Linked DNA regions of Homo sapiens: region 2 is linked to region 1. The links are chromatin contacts, found by Hi-C or POLR2A ChIA-PET in ENCODE. All regions are on one chromosome and are shown on one strand. The core of a region is the stretch at or near the end of the contact, and the rest is flanking DNA. Distances in the headings are between cores, read along the strand shown. Region 1 holds the start of TFAP2B (transcription factor AP-2 beta). Region 2 overlaps PKHD1 (PKHD1 ciliary IPT domain containing fibrocystin/polyductin).

The links. Hi-C counts contacts between places; a loop is a spot of excess contacts on that map. ChIA-PET counts read pairs that join two places held with the same protein, here RNA polymerase II (POLR2A). Pooled maps may share reads with other maps.
Region 2: a pooled map shows a loop between it and region 1 (2.4-fold over the local background). The contact joins the enhancer-like site here to the promoter of TFAP2B in region 1. A Hi-C loop is called at or near these places in 1 of 37 single-sample maps with no recorded cell type and 2 of 50 pooled maps. POLR2A ChIA-PET finds 5 or more read pairs at or near these places in 1 of 52 experiments (SK-N-SH).

Annotation. Positions count from the first base shown.
Region 1 is chr6:50,817,344-50,820,313 of GRCh38, reverse strand. TFAP2B (transcription factor AP-2 beta) reads right to left here and starts at 1,443. Exons shown (of 7, transcript NM_003221.4): 1 at 1,342-1,443. The coding sequence starts at 1,422. LOC124901490 (a long non-coding RNA gene) reads left to right here and starts at 1,288. Exons shown (of 2, transcript XR_007059923.1): 1 at 1,288-1,412; 2 at 2,670-2,970.
Region 2 is chr6:51,677,618-51,680,791 of GRCh38, reverse strand. All of the region lies in intron 60 of PKHD1 (PKHD1 ciliary IPT domain containing fibrocystin/polyductin), which reads left to right. The region is part of intron 2 of LOC124900615 (a long non-coding RNA gene); the gene reads right to left. Among named protein-coding and RNA genes, the nearest start is that of PKHD1, 410 kb to the left of the region's middle. Within about 2 kb of position 1,436, at least 2 of the 41 ENCODE cell types and tissues checked have a DNase peak (open chromatin) inside an H3K27ac peak, as active enhancers do.

The sequences.
Region 1 (2,970 bases), core at 194-2,693:
GTGAGTCGCCCACTCTTAGGATCTTCGAGGCGGCTCTGCGCCGGGCTTTCAGGAGCTGTCCCGATCCGGAGGGGTCGCGTGTCTTTCTCGGCTCTTTGGGGAGCCTCTGCATCCCTCCACCTTTCGTCTGACCTAGCGGCCCGCGCCCGCCACCCGGGAGTCTGCTTCTCTTCCTTCCTTTTCTCTCCAACTTTTCCTCTTAGCAATCTCCATGGCCCGCTTCGCCCGCCTCGACTTCCCTCCTTTTCTAAATCCGCTTCGCCTTTCCGAAGTTTTTATTTCCAACCTCGACGTCTCAGCAGAACCTTCCCTTCCTCCCTTCCCCTGGCAACCACCTGGGGCTGTCCCAGACCATTCCGCTTAAAAGCGAGGCTCCGCGGGCTTCCCGGTCCCCAGCCTGGCCCGCCGCGCGCCCCGCGCCTCGCCCGCCTCGGCCGCCTCTCCCACCTCGCCCGCCTCTCCCACCTCGCCCGCCTCGGCCGCCTCGTCCGCCTAGTCCGCCTCGCCCGCGAGTAGCGGAGCCGTCTGGCCGCGTCAGCCCTCGCCCGAGCCGGAAAAGGGCTTTGGCGAGCGCGGTCCGGGCCCCGGAGGCGGCTGGCGTCCTCCTGGCTGGGCGCAACTTCTCCTGCCCCGAAGAGTTGAGCTAGCCTCAGTGCTAGAGACCCGTACGCATTGAACGTGGGCAGAAATTTCCGTGAAAGATGCCCACACAGGAGGCGGCTGCGATTTCTGTTCGGACGCAGTGACCCTCAAGGAAGCAAAACACAAGAAAACAGAAACTAATAAACTGCTACGACTTCTATTTTGCTCTATCCATCCATATCTCCAGCCATCTACTTCTTTCCCGCTAATTCTCTGTCCTCTACTTGGAACCATTTGTTATCAATTTCAGAAATTTTATTGAAAATAAAAATTAAAAGCCCGAGTCTGTTACAAATGAGGCTTGAAAACCCAATTCTCTTCCACACTTAAAACGAGAAAAGCCCCTGACTTTATCAGAATCTCGATTTTCTCTGAGAGCGTGCCCACATTCAGTAGCACCACATTCCCCATCAGAGCTTAAAAGGGTGGGGTGGGGTGGGGGGAGGCGAGGAAAAGGGAAAGAAAAATAAAATAAATAAAAACATTCCTAAATTAAAGTTGTCAGATTTCAGCCTTAAAGTCCCTTTTCAGAGCAGCGAAGTCTTCCCTAGCCAGCTTTTCTAAAAGTTAAAAAAAGCTGAGAAAACCGACCGGAAATCTACGAGTAAATAGCTTAAAAATATATATCATTTGGGGTATCAAGAAGCTCAAATTCTCTATCTGCAAAGCTCTAAGGTGCATCTGGGGGTGTCGACTCACCTCATAGATATCTTCGTACTTGACATTCTCCACAAGCTTCCAGAGCATGATGGCAGCCTGGTCTCTAGGAGGTGAGTGCATTCATGTGAGGAGCAGATGTCTGGCTTCTCAGGACTCCGCTGTCTGTAATGATCCATCTATAATTGGAAATGGGGGATACACACCAAATCCGACGCTCCTCTCCCATCGCAACTTATATCTGTTGTCTCAAACAATAGGCTGGACAAGTAAGCCTCAGCAAAGAGAAAAAACATTATTGCACACACAGGAGTTAGATGCAACCCACAGACATATATACTATAAAAATCATAAACCCGTATTTACACCCAGACACCCACATATAGTTATATAAGCACCTCTGGGTCACACAGTCTGCAGACTCCAAATGTGCATTTAACAAAGAGTTGTTCAGGGTGATTAATATAATATATACATTTTATAACTTCTATATCGAAAATGACACATCATTGTAGCCACTAACTGAAGTCTTTGCAATTCATAATGAGAAACCAGGGGCCATCAGTCCCCTATTTTCTATGTAGATTTTAAAGGGGGACACTTACCAAGATTTTTAAACACAAAAGCTCCCTCCTATTCATGTATGTTCCGGAAGAGAGTATTTTGAAAGGCTGGATATGGGGGATTTTAAGGACTATCTCTGTGTTGATGGCTACACAACTTTTTTTTTTTTAACTTTATCTCTGTCACCATAGAACAAAAAAGCTAGCCACCGTTGATGACCATTTCTAATATTTTCTGGTCATTTTACCTAAAACCTTTGGAAACTTAAATACACCTCAGTTTGTGCTGCTTGTTATTTTAGGTGTTGTTTGTATGCATTTTCAACGGATTCCATGCACCATTCCTCTTGGCTGGAGTCTCCATTTTATCAAGTTTTTTTCAGATGTTGGAAGCAACGTACGCACACGTTCAGACAAGGTTAATTTTGAGCCTTTTTTGCAGAGGCCAAGGACATTTTATATTTGCATCTGTTGTGTATGACTTGTAAGTGGTTTTAATCATGGAGAGTCAAGAAAGGGCCACCCGAATCTTTGAAAAGGTTTAAGCAGAATGTCTTCAAAGAGATAGTGAAAAATATTTTAGTGCATGTGGAGTTTCTTCTTTTTTTTGTATAATTTTTCTTAATAAGATGATTCATATAGTTTTTAAAAAGGAAAACATCATCAGCAACAAGAACAATATTAACCAGACTTAGAAAATGGGCACCATTTAAGGCGCAGGGATTCTGAATTTTATCATGAAATGAATACTCATCTGTTCCCCTGTTCCCCCTTTCCCATCCCCTCTGTTTTTCTACTCCCTTTCAGGGTGCGGAGAGCTTCTCATAGCCGGAACAGACGCCCAGAAGAGGATCTCTGCGCCTGGGACAGAAAAGAAATGCCAGGAGGGACCGAGGAGGGATGGGGCAATTTGGGGTGGAAGTTATTAAGCCTGGTGAGAGTGAATCTGCAAAGGGTGATTGTCTTTAAATCCAGGACTGCTGTGTGCAGCTCTGCGCGAACAGGGATGGACGCTGTTTGAGTACAGGGCTCCGGACAACCTTGTTGGACGTCGATTCAATCAAAACCAAGGAGAAGCTTCATGAACTGCAGAATAAACAATTCTGCA
Region 2 (3,174 bases), core at 187-2,686, 860 kb before region 1:
TGTGACTTTTCACTATAGTCTGGAAGTTTAAATATGGAGAAATGTATATTCAAGTGGATTTTTTATTTAATTAAAATAAAGACACTGGGAATCTATAGTGTAGGTAGCAGGCTGTCTGTAATAGGAAATTATTGTTCATGTTGATTACTGTCCATACCTTCTAAAATTTTATGGCACTTTCTTGTAATTGTCACACAAGCAAAATACTTCAGTGAATGCATTTTAATAATTAAATTAAAAACAAAACCAAAACCAAAATAGAACATATACCTGGACTAAGATTTATTAGTTTGTGATAACTCTTGAGTTTTGCTCTCCTAATCAGTGATACTTCTGTGCAATATGAGAAGATTCTAGGGGCAATAGTTACTTGGCCACTTATGATAAAGTGTAAACACCTTTAAAAGTGTGAAAATAACCTTCATATAAGAAAAAATTTCAAGGTCCAGGTGATATTTTTATTTCAAGTAGTGTTGTACTGTACCTTGAAATTAATCGTAATGGTTTACATGAAGCTCCTATTATGATTTTCCCCAAAAAGTTTTAAATTTCATTTCTGAGATTAGCTGCCAATATCAAGCCATCGTGGAAAAAATTTCTAGTACTGCTAGAGAGACTATTTTCCAAATCTCTCTGTTTGGCATAATAATAATAATAATATATATTATGCTTTAGATACTGTTCTGAGCCTTTTAAAATACATTTAATTGGCACAGACACCTTAGGAGCTTGATACCGTAGCATTATTATTCCTACTTTGCAAAGGAGAAAACTGAGATGCAATGAGGCCAAGTTATTTGCCTAGAGTTACACAGAGGGTAAGAAGCAGAGCCAGGATTTGAACCTAGGCAGTTTGCTCCAGAGTCCTGAGAATAATCACTGTGGTATAACATCTTTCACAGCAGAGACAACAGGATTGGCATTAAGATGCCAGAGGAAGGGTGGAGAAATGAGATGCAGAGAAAATGCTAATTTCCTTTCCTTCAGCAACTTGTGTAGAGATTTTTTGTTCCTGAATAAAGGCAGTGTGAAAGGAAAAGAAGCACTTGTAAGCTTCAATTTGCTTTCAATGGGAATCACCGAGTTGGGTCATTATTACCACCTTTCCTTTCCTCCCGAAACATCCTGCTTGGCATTTCTACCACAGGCTTCCTTGGAAATTCTTGACTACCTGAGTTCCCATGCATGACACTCTTGCCTTGAAAAGATTAATATAAAATATCAGTCGAAGGTTTTGTATTCCCAGTGCAGATCTTTATCTCAGAATAAAAAGGGAGAAATTTACCTTCTGTGAGTCATGGGCACTCAGGAGCTGGGAACATTCCCCTGGCAGGGAGAGTTGGCAAAAAAAAAAAAAGTCCTAGTGGATTTCAAGTTTATTTGACTAATTCTTTCACCACTTGTCAAACGAAACTACTTTTGTTTAGGTAACAAAACAAGCTGTTTCCTGTGCCATTTCTCCAGTGAGTAGTATAGGCACTTGTGGCGAACACACATTACTGCTAACTGTTATGATGTTTGCTGTCAAATTCATTTATTTATACAACTGCTGCAAAAAGCCTGAGGCCCATAAGCAGCCATGAAAGATTTCAGAGTCATGGTGTGGGGTCATGAGAGGGAAAAAAATTCTCCACTGGTTATGAGAAAGGAACTGACACAGGAAATGGTCACATATGGCGCAGATTTATTGTGTCCGGGGCTTCCCATTCAAATCTCATTATAGCCACAGCTCAGAGCAGGGCATGGCACAGTCACATTCATTTTAGTTTTGGCACCCAGCAGAAATTACTGCTGCAGCTTCAAACTGAGGGCTGGAGAGGTGATAAGTTTATCATTCTGGGTAAAGAGTGTGCCAGGAATTGCATCTGCAAAGAATGCTGTTGGCTGCTCCTGTGTTTAACCCATGAACATCAGTTTGTTTAAAGCTGGCAGGCAAGATTTGCTAGCTAGCTAAATAAATAAATAAATAAAATTAACATTAAAAAGTAAGAAGGTAGAGAGAAGGTGTAGGGTGATGATGGCGAATATTATATTATAAAAGAAATGAAGAGAAAGTTAAGAATAGATGAACAGGAAAATAATCTTAGATTTTCAGGTTGGGTTTTTTTCTTGATTGGTGGAAAATATAGGTGCTCTATTCATAGACACATGTGCACAGGCACACACAGATGTATATGTACTTATGTATGTGCATTTCTTTCTTGCTGATATTTTCTTGAAAACATAGGTTGTCATTTCTACCTTCCAGCATTTTCTTCACCTGTAACTTGTCTCTTTCAACAGTGTTTATTATGAATGTTTGCAACACTTCAGGTGCTGTTCCAGAATACTAGACAAACACTGGTTTGAGATAAGGATAGAGCCATAAAAGGCAAAAGGAGACTGGAAGGTAGCTTTAAAAATTCTCTTTTTAAAATTATAGGAATGTAACAGCTTGTATTTATTAACATGTGTTTTTCTCTCACTCTGTGCATACGTCATCTAACTTAGCCCTCTCCATCAGCTTATGAATTAAGTACCATTTCCAATCCCTTTGACAATGAAAAAAATGATTCAGAGGGAGGATAAGTAACTTGTCTGTGTTTTGCAGCTAGAAAGTGGCAGAGCCAGCTTGCAATGCAAGTCTCTCTGACTTTAAAATCTGATCTCCCACTCGCTAAGCTGTACTTCCTGAGTTTGAATTTGCCTGGGCTGTTTTCAATGTAATATTCAAATAATAAAATCATAATTGGGACCATATTCTTTGATGTTTTCAGGTGAAAACATATTACAACAAAATAACGAAAATACAAAAACACTTTCTAAACCACTTTTTCAAGCAATGTATAGATGATGACATTTTACCCTAGTAAAACAATTATAAAATAGTCTATTGAATTTGTTTGAACAGATTTCTACTAATAAAAGTAAGGATTTTTTTTTGAATTTAAAAAAGTAAAAAGGAAAAATGGTTGAATCAGAAGAAGGGTCTATTGGGTATAGATCTGACCTTCTCTCTCATATTGTCATGCCATCACTTAACTTTCATCTCTTGATCTTTTTTATCAATGCAACAACTTTTATTAAAAGAGAACAAATATTTTGAGATATTCCCTGAAAGAACTGATTGTAGAGACAGAAAGGCCTTTAACAGAAAGTCTTACAGACATTTTTTGCTTCATGCAATAGCTGGTT